2 separate regions of the Homo sapiens genome follow, and region 2 is linked to region 1. The links are chromatin contacts, found by Hi-C or POLR2A ChIA-PET in ENCODE. All regions are on one chromosome and are shown on one strand. Each heading gives the region's core, a stretch centred on a gene start or an enhancer-like site at or near the end of the contact. The rest is flanking DNA. Distances are from core to core; before and after follow the strand shown.

What was found. Hi-C counts contacts between places; a loop is a spot of excess contacts on that map. ChIA-PET counts read pairs that join two places held with the same protein, here RNA polymerase II (POLR2A).
Region 2: a loop to region 1 is called in a map of posterior cingulate gyrus, with 6 times the contacts of the local background. The contact joins the promoter of UNC79 here to the promoter of ITPK1 in region 1. A Hi-C loop is called at or near these places in 1 of 168 maps with a recorded cell type or tissue (posterior cingulate gyrus). POLR2A ChIA-PET finds 5 or more read pairs at or near these places in 1 of 52 experiments (GM12878).

The regions. Positions count from the first base shown.
Region 1 is chr14:93,113,020-93,118,843 of GRCh38, reverse strand. It overlaps ITPK1 (inositol-tetrakisphosphate 1-kinase), which reads left to right and starts at 2,919. Exons shown (of 11, transcript NM_014216.6): 1 at 2,919-3,072; 2 at 3,539-3,775. The coding sequence starts at 3,681.
Region 2 is chr14:93,427,900-93,433,723 of GRCh38, reverse strand. UNC79 (unc-79 subunit of NALCN channel complex) reads right to left here and starts at 2,785. Exons shown (of 52, transcript NM_001395159.1): 1 at 2,673-2,785. The coding sequence starts at 2,694.

The DNA.
Region 1 (5,824 bases), core at 1,670-4,169:
CAAAAAAAAAAAAAAATACAAAAATTAGCTGGGCGTGGTGACACGTGCCAATAGTCCCAGCTACCGGGAGGTCAAGGCAGGAGAATCGCTTGAACCCGGGAGGTGCACTGGACTCCAGCCTGGATGACACAACAAGACTCCATTTCAAAAAATAAAATAAAATAAAATAATAAAATAAGATAAAATAAAATAATATTAAGAAAAAAAAAGAACTTCATCCAGCTCCTGTTCAGAAGTGACCACACACACACTGTCTTCAGCATCCCTCCCAAGTTCCCCTGGTCCATTTCTCAGGCCTCATCTTCCTGCCCATCTCCATCTTACCGTGCCCTTATTTACGGTGTTCTTCCCTTTTCACCCTCTGAAACTTCGCACCTGTTTTCGCCTTTGCCTGGAATGTTGCCTCCTTCCCCCACTGAACTCCTTCCTACTCATCCTTCAAGATCCTATGCCACAGTCTCCCCAGTCATGCAGCAAAATGGGACAGATTGCCATCTTCCTTCCCATTTCCCTCTCAGCTCTCACCCCACGTTTCCTTTTTTCTTTCTTTTTTTTGTTTTTGAGATGGAGTTTTGCCCTTGCCGCCCAGGCTGGAGTGCAATGGCGCGACCTCGGCTGACCGCAACCTCCGCCTCTCTGGTTCAAGCGATTCTCCTGCCTCAGCCTCCCAAGTAGCTGGGATTACAGGCATGCGCCACCATGCCCACCTAATTTTGTATTTTTAGTAGAGATGGGGTTTCTCCATGTTGGTCAGGCTGGCCTCGAACTCCTGATCTCAGGTGATCCGCCTGCTTCGGCCTCCCAGCGCCCAGCCTCATCCCGTGTTTCTAATCAATGGCTTGTGTCCATTTTCCTCTGCCACACACTGGGCTCTCGTGTGTTTGCCAAAGGAGTGAGGGAATTCCAGGAACCCTCCTGAACCACCCAGCCTCAACTGGTCTTTCAGTTCCTAAGAACAGCAGGACATTTAAAGTCGATGCCTGTAATCCCTACTGCTGACTTCAAGTATCAAGTTTATAGTTGCTGCCCCCATCCCCTTCGTTTTTACTCCCTTAGCCGCCTTCTTTTTTTTTTTTTTTTTTTGAGACGGAGTCTCACTCTGTTGCCCAGGCTAGAGTGCAGTGGCACGATCTCAGCTCACTGCCAGCTCTGCCTCCCAGGTTCACGCCATTCTCCTGCCTTAGCCTCCCAAGTAGCTGGGACTACAGGCGCCCGCCACCACGCCCGGCTAATTTTTTGTATTTTTAGTAGAGACAGGGTTTCACCGTGTTAGCCAGGATGATCTCAATCTCCTGACCTCATGATGTGCCCACCTCGGCCTCCCAAAGTGCTGGGATTACAGGCATGAGCCACCATGCGCAGCCTCCCTTAGCCTTCTTTTATCCATCTTGTGCCTCGGCCCTAGGGGTCCTTGCTATGATCTTCCCTTTATCCAGCTTTCCATGTCCCCCCCAGGAGCCAGGCATTCTAAGCCACAGAGCTGACCCTGGAACCTGTCACCACTTACCTTCTAGGCTCCCATGGCCTATGAAACTCGCAGTACCCTTGCCTAAGGCATGCAGTGCCCGTCCCTAGCTGGCCCCCTGGAGGAGTCCTGTTTCCCACCCATCGTCTTTTCCACTCTCCATCCATCCGTTTTCTCTACCTTGTTAAAGAAAAAAACTAATCAGATTCTCGTTAAAGATGGCAGGGAAGCCAGGCGGGGTGGCTCAGGTCTACAATCCCAGCACTTTGGGAGGCCCAGGTGGGAGGACAGCTTGAGGCCAGGAGTTCGAGACCTGCCTGGGCAACACAGTGTAGTCCCAGCTGCTCGGGAGGCTGAGGTGGGAGGATCAGTTTAGCAGGGGTGTTCGAGGCTGCAGTGAGCTATGACTGCACCATTGCACTCCAGCCTGGGCAGCATAGAGAGATCCTTGTCTTTCTTTTTTTTTTGAGACGGAGTTTCTTAATGTAGGCCGGCCAGGGTGATCACATACCAAGCGTGGAGATATTCTTGACAGCAGGATTCTGGCTAAAACTGGACTAAGAAGGCCAAGGACAGAGCCCAAGGTCGGGGCCTGGTCAGAAAGAGGTCTCGGAGGAGCCTGACTCAAGTGTGATCAAGGGAAGTCTTGGTCACCCGCTGGCAACTTGGCTTTTTCTTGTCTCCCAGCCTCAATTCAAGCTCATCCCCCTTCCCTGCTCCATCAAAATCTCCTTGATTTCCAAGGCCAGCTTCAGTGTCTCCTCTCAAACTTTTCTGAGCCTTCCCTCCACGGGAATCCATTTTTCCTGCCTGGGCCTGGGGAGAGAAGTCCATTTCTCCTTCCCAAACCCAGAGACCATTGAGGCAGGAAAGCTCCCTGGCTGCCCCATAGGGCAGGGCAGGGTAGGCGGGGTTTAGTGACTCCCCGGCGCCGACGCTGACCCGCACCCCTGAGGAAGGGGTCTCCGGGGACGGCCGCTGTTGTCGCTGTCGCCTCCAGTCCCCGCCCCTTCCCCCCTCAGTGAAGGGGACCTAGAGTGAGAACTGGTGGTCACGTCCTACGCCTAGGAGGGCCCCTGGGTGTTCACCCACCCCCCCGGGGGGCCCCATCCTGGGCCAGGGTCCGCTTCCTCGAGGGAAGGGGCGAATTCCTGGAAGGTCTCCTTCCGGGCGCAGTTGCAATGGATTGCCTTGGGGGTGCTGAACCCTGCTGGGGGTACAGAGACGTTTCCGAAACTCAGCGGCTCGGTCGCCCCCAAAGGCCAGGCGGAACACACGCCCACACCGCGGCTCCCTTCCCGAAGTAAGACCGCCGGGCCACGGCCGCCCCCAGGAAGCCCCGCGCCCCGCACCCCACACCCGGGGACACAAACAGGCGCCGGGTAGCCGCGAGGGCCGGCGCGGCGCCTTTAAGAGGCGGCGGGCGGCGCTGCCCCCTGGCGGCCGCCCCGCCGCTTCCTCGCCGCCGCGGGCTCAAGCGGGGCGGCCGGGCCAGCGCGGGGCGGCGGCGGGCAGGGGCGGCGAGTGCGCGGGCGCTCGCCGCCGCCCTTCTCGGCGGGCAGCGCGCGAGGACCAGGCCGAGGAGGAAGTGGCGGCGGCGGCGGCGGGTGAGGATCTCTGGCCGGGCCGAGTGGCCGCGTGCGCCCCGCCGGGGTCCAAGCGCGCCCAGGGGTTACGGCCCGGCTGGGAACATCAGAGGGCGAGGACCCGGGCGGGAGGAGGAGGGAGGAAGGGCTCGGAGGCCGCGCTTCTGCCGCCGCCTGAGGGCGTGTGGCTCGGGCCCGCGCGGCGGGAGGGCGGGCAGGGCGGGGGCGGTGTCTGCGGAGGCCCGGCTTCCCCTCCTGCGGGCCCTGGCCCCAGCTCCGACTCAGACTCAGGCTCAGCCGTGCCCCAGCCTCAGCCGGCAGGCCGGGCGGCGCGGCGCTCGCGAGCCGGTGGGCGGGCGGGCGAGCCCGCAGGCGGCGGGGGCGTGGGCGGTGGCAGCTTGGCCCAGCCAGTGGCCTTCCGCGCTGAGCGCCGCTCCCTCCTCCCGGCCGCCCGCCGCGCCCCGCCCCGCTCCGCTCCGCGCGGCAGGACTGCGCGCCCCAGCTCCGATCCCCGTTCCGCGTCCCCGCCGCCGGGAGGAGGTGCCCACTCGCTCGCGGCGCGCGCCGGCCGCCAGACTCGGCCTGTGGGCGATTTCCTCCGGACCCAGGCTCCCCGCCCGAGGAGGAAGATGCAGACCTTTCTGAAAGGGAAGAGAGTTGGCTACTGGCTGAGCGAGAAGAAAATCAAGAAGCTGAATTTCCAGGCCTTCGCCGAGCTGTGCAGGTAAGGAGGGACGCGGCGCCGGCGCCCGGGGACCCCCGGCCCGAGCCCGGTGACCCCCGGCCCGAGCCCGGTGCAGCCTCATTAGTTGTTTTGGGAGATCGGAGCCAAACGGGAAGAAGCGGCGCGCGGGGAGACTGAGTCCGAGCAGCCAGGTGGCGGTGGCGGCCGCCGGCCGCGTTCCAGGGAAGCGGTGGCCGGTGCGGGCGAGGTGGCACGGACCGGGGCGTTCAGGTGCACTGTGACCCGGCTGGGGAGGCCCCCAGCAGCCCAGGGCGCGGTGGGAGTTCTACTGAGGGTTGCGGAGGGACCTGGGAAATCGGGGCATCCACGCTGTGGGGTAAGGGCTTGAGGGTACTTTTGGACCGGAGTGTTTTTCTTCCTTCGTCCCCTTCCCTTTCATGAAGAAAGGGCACCCACGTTTGTGGACCACCTACTATGTGCCCCGCGTGTGCTCGGCTCTTGAGGCTGTCATTGCATATCATGAGGTTAAGCCCAGTTGAAGCGAGTAGCAATTCTTGGCATGTATGTGGTGATTTGCTGTCTCATTAGAGCCTCGCAGCAGCCCTGCAAATTGGCCAGGGTGGTGATTCTGGGCCACCTGTCTGAGAACGGGGACCGATCGGCAGAGGAGCGGGGTACCTAGCTTGGGGTCCCGCAGCTAGGGAGTGGCTGGTGCGTAGAAAGTGCTGGGTAAATGCCCGTGGTGTGGAGTGGCCTTCTGCCATCTGGGCTGTGTGCCCCTGCTCCCACCATGCTGGTGCTCCTTGGCGGAGTCTCCGGTGTTTAACAGATCACGTTCTTAATAAATTACAGAACTACTGAGTCTTGGGTCAGGTAGGCCTTCCCTTGCTCCACAACTGTAGCTTTGCCTCTGAGAAGCAGTTAAGCCCTTTTCTCAATGCAAGCCTAAGAGAATCTAGCTCTGAAAGCCTTTTGCAAACTCCAGGTGGAAACCTTTTGTGATGCAGCTTGTTAGACTGATTTTTGAAAATGGGCTCTACTTGCATTTTTGTCCCTGTGGGGGCCCCACACATCTTGGAGAATTGAACAGTTGGGTTTCCGTAACCCCTGGTGCTCCTGGGGGCCCGTGGCTGGTCTGAGCTGGCATGCGCAGGTGAGCCTGGCAGCACCTCTGTGTGCCTCATGCCTTTCCCAAGGGCCTGCTGCTCCTTTGCCCCGTGCAAGCCCCGCAGGCGCTCTTCCTGCAGCCAGAGGGGCACAGCTTGTACAGGATAGTGCCTGGTTCTTTATCCCTTGGTCTGGGGATGGGGTTGGCTGCCTTCTCCCAGGCCGGTTTCCCTAGAAGACAGGCTCTTCATGATCAATAGGGCATGCAGAGTGGCCCCAGCAATTCATGAAGAAATCAGGAGGAGCTCGAAGCCAGAGCTTTGAAAATGAGTCTTAGGACCCTTGGAACATTACAAAAGGGTACTTGAACGTTGTACCGCGGATACACTCACTTGTGGGAAGGGCATTCTAAGACACTAAAGAAATTTGGAGCAGCTGCTTTGGCATGTTCTCGAAGTCCAGTTCTGATGTGAGGCACCGGAGCTCCCCCTGCAGTCATGTAAGACTTGGGAAATCCCAGCGAATACCTCGCACCCTTTGTACTGCTGTCTGTATTTATGTCATCTTGTGTCTGCAACTCAAGCTTGAGGCTTGTCATTGGGTTGGCTTGTTTTGCTTGGTAATTAGGAGGCTCTCGCAAAATATTCTTCGCCGAGACTCACAACTAGGTCCTCGTGCTGGACCTGCAGATTGGCTTGACCTTGTAGACATTCTTCCTTTAAAGGGGTGGGAGGTTCAGAGCAAGCTATGCTATCAACGTTCTGGGGAGTAGAGCATTACTTTCTCTGAAAGAGTTGTTGTCTTCAAAGTCTAGTTGCCTTCCTTTGGCCAAAATATTGGCTTCAAAGAAGGCAGAAGTCATCAGGGCCATTCTAGAACCCGAGGAAGCCCACTTTGTGTTTTCACTAGGGAAGCTTTAGATATTTTATCACTTAAGCCTAAGAAGGAAAAGAAAACACCAAAGAGTTTTTCCGTTTCTTA
Region 2 (5,824 bases), core at 1,536-4,035, 320 kb before region 1:
GAAGCTCCAAGAAGAAGAGTAATAGAAATAATATTTTGACATTATATTAAGCCTAATTCTCCCTCCTCAGTCCTTAGGAAAGTGGTAATGTGCATCCTGAATGCAGAGGAGAAACGAGCTCTCCCATTCTCTCCTTATCCAGTAGTCTTCACACCCAGTAGAAGAAAAAAAAAAATTCCCTGACCTTTCCTTCTCTTGCTCCTTACACGTAGCTAAACTTCTACCAAGTCCAAGGATAAAATGCTGCCAATCTGCGTTCTTTTTATAAAAAGTATTTGTCCTTCATGAACATCAACTATGCAGCCTATTGTGTTTTTGCTTTATTTTCAGGTACATAACATACACGAAAATGTCAATCCACTCATGTTAGTGCATATTAACAGAAAAAGAAAAGAGATTCCTTAATTACCTTCATTCTAAATACAGATATCTAAAAACATCCATAGCATCCTTAACCTTTCCACAGCCTACTCCCATTTACCTCCTTTGCCCTCCAAACCCTTAAGACTAAAGCAAAGATAGCTCCTACTACAATTCCTTACTTTAAAGATGGAAACTCTGAGGCACAAAACTATTAAGTTAATTGCCCCGTGTCTCACAATTAATCAGAAGGACATACAAAGCTCAAGTCCACATGTTCTAGCTCCAGATATGGTGTCCTTTTCATCCTCTACAGATGAAAAAAATCTGTTTCACTAACACGTCTAAAATAGCTACTTAAGTCCACTAATTGCTCTACAGAATCAAGTCCATAGATAGATTTTATTCATTGCCCAGGAAAGAGACAAGACAAAGCATCCAGTCCATTTCAAAATGTAACAAGGAAGAGAAAACACAGGAAGAGGACAGTAATACTCACTGGCTTTAGCCTGAAATTACTTACGTAATATGTAACTACACAATCAAATGACAGGTGGTGTTTTTTCCTTTAAAAACCATACTATAATAAAACCACTTGGCTTTATTATAATATCAGGATGTGATATTCTCAAGTGGGAGGTTCTACATGGACTCAAACTATGTTACCATTCCTCAAAACAGAATGCACCCAATTTTTTTCAAAAACCTCTGTAAAAGCAAAACTTAATTTTGAATGTAGATTTAACTTTCAGAAACATGCAAAAAAAATCACAAGAGAGCTTCCTAACTATTTAGAGGAGATGGACTATTTAAAAGTGGGCAATGCTTGTCATTATCATAGCCATCATTTATTGAGTACATTCTATGTGCTAGGCTCATTACTAAACCTTTTATATGTATTCTCTCATTCCCCACAACAACCCCATCAGCATGATTAGCCCAGGTTTACAGATGAGGAAATAAAGTTCAGAGAGGTCAATTATCTTGCCCAAGGTCAAACAGTAGCAAAACTAAGATTGAAACTCAGATCTTCCGGATTCCAAAAAAACATAAAGAAGTAAAAGCACTGGGTGGTAGGTGGGCATGCACAATTTCTAATGAACCATCAATCTGAGAATTCTATAAGCCTTCAGTTTATTTAATTTATCTGGTGAATAAATGACATACTGCATTTTATCATATATAAGATATTGCCCTCAAATAATGAGACTACTGTTTTGTGTGTCTCAAAAACCGGCTTTAGTAGCCATTCCAAAGAAGAATTACAAAGACTTTTAAGTAGTGACAGCATTATCCATATAACGTGTACTGCTTTGGAAGAAAGGAGTCAATCTAGGTGAATAAGTTCTGGTATATTGTTAAAAATTCAAACTTACTGCTTAATAAAAACGTCTTTTATTTACAATCTGAAGTTTAAGCTCCTGAATCCCTCAAGCCCTCAAGTGTACTCGGAAAAAGGCTTCACATTGATCAACCTACCAAGCACACACCGAAGGCCTACTAGTGCGCACTGCAATAAGACAGACTATGGGAACCATATTAGAAACTTACTCCATCCACAAGGAGTTAGCAGGTTGCTTCCAACCACGCACACAGTCAGTCATTACTGGGACAACCAAAATCCTCCGGTGCTATGGGCTGCCCTACAAAGGAAGCCTGCTCTTTGGAACAATAATTAGATCAATTAGGTCATTTTCCCAGAGCTCCTTTCACTTTCTTGTAAGCACCGCATGGTTGTGGTTGGTTTTGACATTGGTGTTGGCATTAGTGAGTTAATTTTCCTCTTGCCTGGCTCCCTGCTCCCTCCCCCTTCTCTCCCTTCTTGCCTCTTCCACCCGAAGTGGAAACTGCAGACTCAAACTCCCCTATGGCTCCAGCACCAAGAACTGGGCATGCTCAGAAGGCCAGGCAGGCTTTGGTTGCAACTGACAGTTCCCCGCCCCTGATTTGCCGCTACCCCCCTTCCCCCACTCCAACAAGAGATACTGAAATGTTTATCTGAAAGATACGAGGCCTCTTTTTCCCGAGAATGACCCCATTTTAATTTCATTTCGCAGGGTCTCTGAGTCTTGAGAAACCCCCGCTGGAGCCCGAGGAAGACCGTATTATTTTTCAGCACCGGGGACAGCGCCGCGCTGCCATTAACGTCCACCCTCCCCCACCTTCTCTCTCCGCCACCCCCCACCCGCCCCAACCTCAGCCCCCACCCCCGCACCAGCACAATGCCAAGGTCTCCCAGCAGCCGCAAACGCCGCAGCTGCAATAGCTCCCAGCCGAGGCCGGGCCGGAATGCCGGGCCGGCTGCTACTTACACTGCTCCGCTTTGGTGGACATGGTGCTGTCCAGTTGGAAAGGCTTTGCCCCAAAATCTGTGTCGTGTGAGCTCCCTCGCTCCGCCAGCGATGTTGCGAGGAAAAGAGTGCATACCCCCCACCCCCCACCCCCTCGCTTTCCCCCTCCCTTAGGCCCGTGTCGCTACCATTCGGACAAAACGCACATCAAATTGCAGAATTCGGTCCCGGAAGGTTAGGAAATCGCCCCCGGAGAAATGGGTGGGATTTAATAGGCGGCCAAAGGCTTCCTGTCCGTCCCCTCCTGGAGCTGCCCGCGTTGATGTGGGCGGGGAGACCGAAAGGAGAGAGCAGGCTGCGGCTCCTGGTGAAATGGGAAAATGGGCTCGACCGGGGGAGGAGTATTTCCATTCATAAGGCGCACGGAGGGGACGGGTGTTTCCCAGAGAAAAGCCTCTTAAAGCGCCGGAGTCCCCGACCATTTGGATCTCCCATTGGCGTTCTCCGGGCCTGTAAATCCTGCTCCCGGAGCAGCCCCCGGAGCCTCAGCAGGGTGACCAGAGAGGGACCCAGGTGCGTCCCACGCTTCGTCTCAACCTCGGGGAGGAAGGAGAGGGAGGCGGATCCGGGGCGGGCTGGAGCGCCGGGGCCGGAGGGCGCGAGGATGTTCCTGAGGACCGCGAGGAAGAAAATGCAGGAGGAACCCTCAGCATGGCTTCCCTGTGCGCTGCGGTCCCTGCCCTCGCCTCCCCTCTGCGATGGGCTCTCCTGCTGATGATTGGGGATGGGAGGTCCCACTGCCAGGGGGCTGTGACAAGACTTTAGAAGTTGGGGCTGAAGGAAGGAGGAGATGTCCACGGATGGTGAAGCTGGAAGGGCCACAGAAAAGGAAGATGAAAGACTGAAGACAGGAAGACCCCAGGTGTGCTCCCTTGCAGCCATCCCAGCTGGACAGGGACACATTAGGAAGCCCCTCGACTGGAAAACCGAAGGCAGCGGGAAAGGAAGGCAATAGACGAGGGCATCGTGCATATTAATAGGAAGATATCCAAAGAATCCACTACAGAATGGAGAGACACTTGGAGTCGGGAAGAACCAGATTCAAGACCCACTTTTACCACTTACTCACTCAAGGACCATCTTCTAATCTCCCTACACCTCCGGTTCTTTATCTGTAAAATGGGAACATTAAAACCTTGCCCTGTCACCTGAAGAGTTACTGGGCAGATCGAATGGATGCGCAAGTCCTTGTAAACTAAAAGTACGGCACAATCCCCAACCATTATGTCCATTCTTCATTCAAATAGTTTAATTTGTTAAAGCTGAGGGGCATGGTCATAGCAGGTTAATTTAGTAAAAGTTACAGGAACAAAACGGTAAGTGTTGACAATGACTTTTAATGCTGATAAATCAATGTTTTCCACCTCAGAGAATAAAAGATCCTATTTAGGGAAAGAATTTTAAATTCTGTGTAATATATCAAACTATTCAGGTGAAATCTTGGACAATTAAGAAAAATATTATGAACAAACATCAAGGAAAGATGCTTCTGAGTAGCAAATAAAAAAATCTACAAATAACAGGGAAACTGCCCATAATGATGCACACACAGCACTCAAGTTTCATGGTATTTGCAAAAATGTTCATAAAGGGTTAGTGAATTGGCTCTTTGGGTTGCATATGTGATTGGACTCTGACATCCTGCTGATTGGCAGGTTGCTCTGGCTAATCAGCTATCATTCCATGTCATTGTTCATTCCCAAAACCACATCCCAAAGAGAAGTTCCATTTATTAGTAAAAGATAAATGATTATGTGAAGCATGATGCCAAAGAGTTCGTTCTGAGTAAAAAGAAATTGGAATCATTCTAAAGAAAATATGAATATAATGAACATTCCTGAGAAGATGACAAACACTTTGTATGACTAAAAGAAAGCTCAATGGGTTATTCAGAAAATTCTTGGAAGCCTGAGGCTTTGATAAAGAAAACAGTAATTGGAAATTAACACACATGAAAAAGAGGTGTCTTGGATAATACAGAAACAAAGGACAAAGTATGTGTTGGAAACCTATTATCCCTTTATCTGCTTAACAATCTTTCATTTGTCATCAATTAACCCTCCCGTTACTGAGTTAAGGGAGAGTATAATGGTGTTAAGTCATGGACTGAGGAGTTAGACAGCCTGGGTTTGAATTCCAGCTTTGCCTCTCATGATCTGTGTAACCTGGTGCAAGTTACTTAACTTCTCCATGCCTCGACTGCCTTACCTGAAAAATGGTCATATCATAGTCACATTAAAGGTTGTCAGGAATAAATAAGTATATATATGAGAATCTAGAACAATGACACATATGAGTGATGGCTGCTATTAGCATTACTGCTGAAACTCCTCAAATGCACCCAATCCATTCAGGTTAGTTCTGATGCTTCGGAGCCTCCAAAGCCTGATAGCACCCATATAATTGAGACTCTAATCATCAACCTAGGCACTCACAGCTTGAGCCTTCTGACATGCCCATTAACTCACTAACCTGGGCCATATCCATTACTCAGTTTCACCATTCCGACATATGGCCTTACTACTTCAATGAACTCCCTCACCTTTCCTTCTGTCTCCACCTATCTCAATCCTTCCTGCTTAGTTTTCTTCTATTGCAGAGGTAGTGCCTCTTCTCATTGCCAGATGCAATGCCTTTTTTTCCAAACCTATGCCTCTAATTATAAACATTTCTACTTATTCTAGAATTTGCTATTTTAATTATCTTCTTTTTCCCAGCATTTTAAGTCTCATCTTTTCAATGGATTTTCCCATCCTGCTTGCAAACATGCATAAATTTTTCATCCTCAAAAAGCTGTGCCTATCATCTTACTGAATAAGTGGCCTCCATTTCTCCATTTCCTCACTACCCTACCTGCTATCAAATTGTGGCTGAAACAGGTTACTTCAATAGTCACTAATAATTTCCTAATAGTAAATTATAATTGCTTTATCTCTTGGTGACTAATGCCAGCATTTGAAATTTCTCCCTATTTCTTTTTGAAATTCCCTCTTCCCTTGACTTCTATAACATAATGCTCTTCAAAGTCTTCTCCAAACTTTTTGCCCATTCTATTGTTTAATGAAGTAATTCAAACATAGAAATATTTTAAAAATCATGAACACTAATGTTAC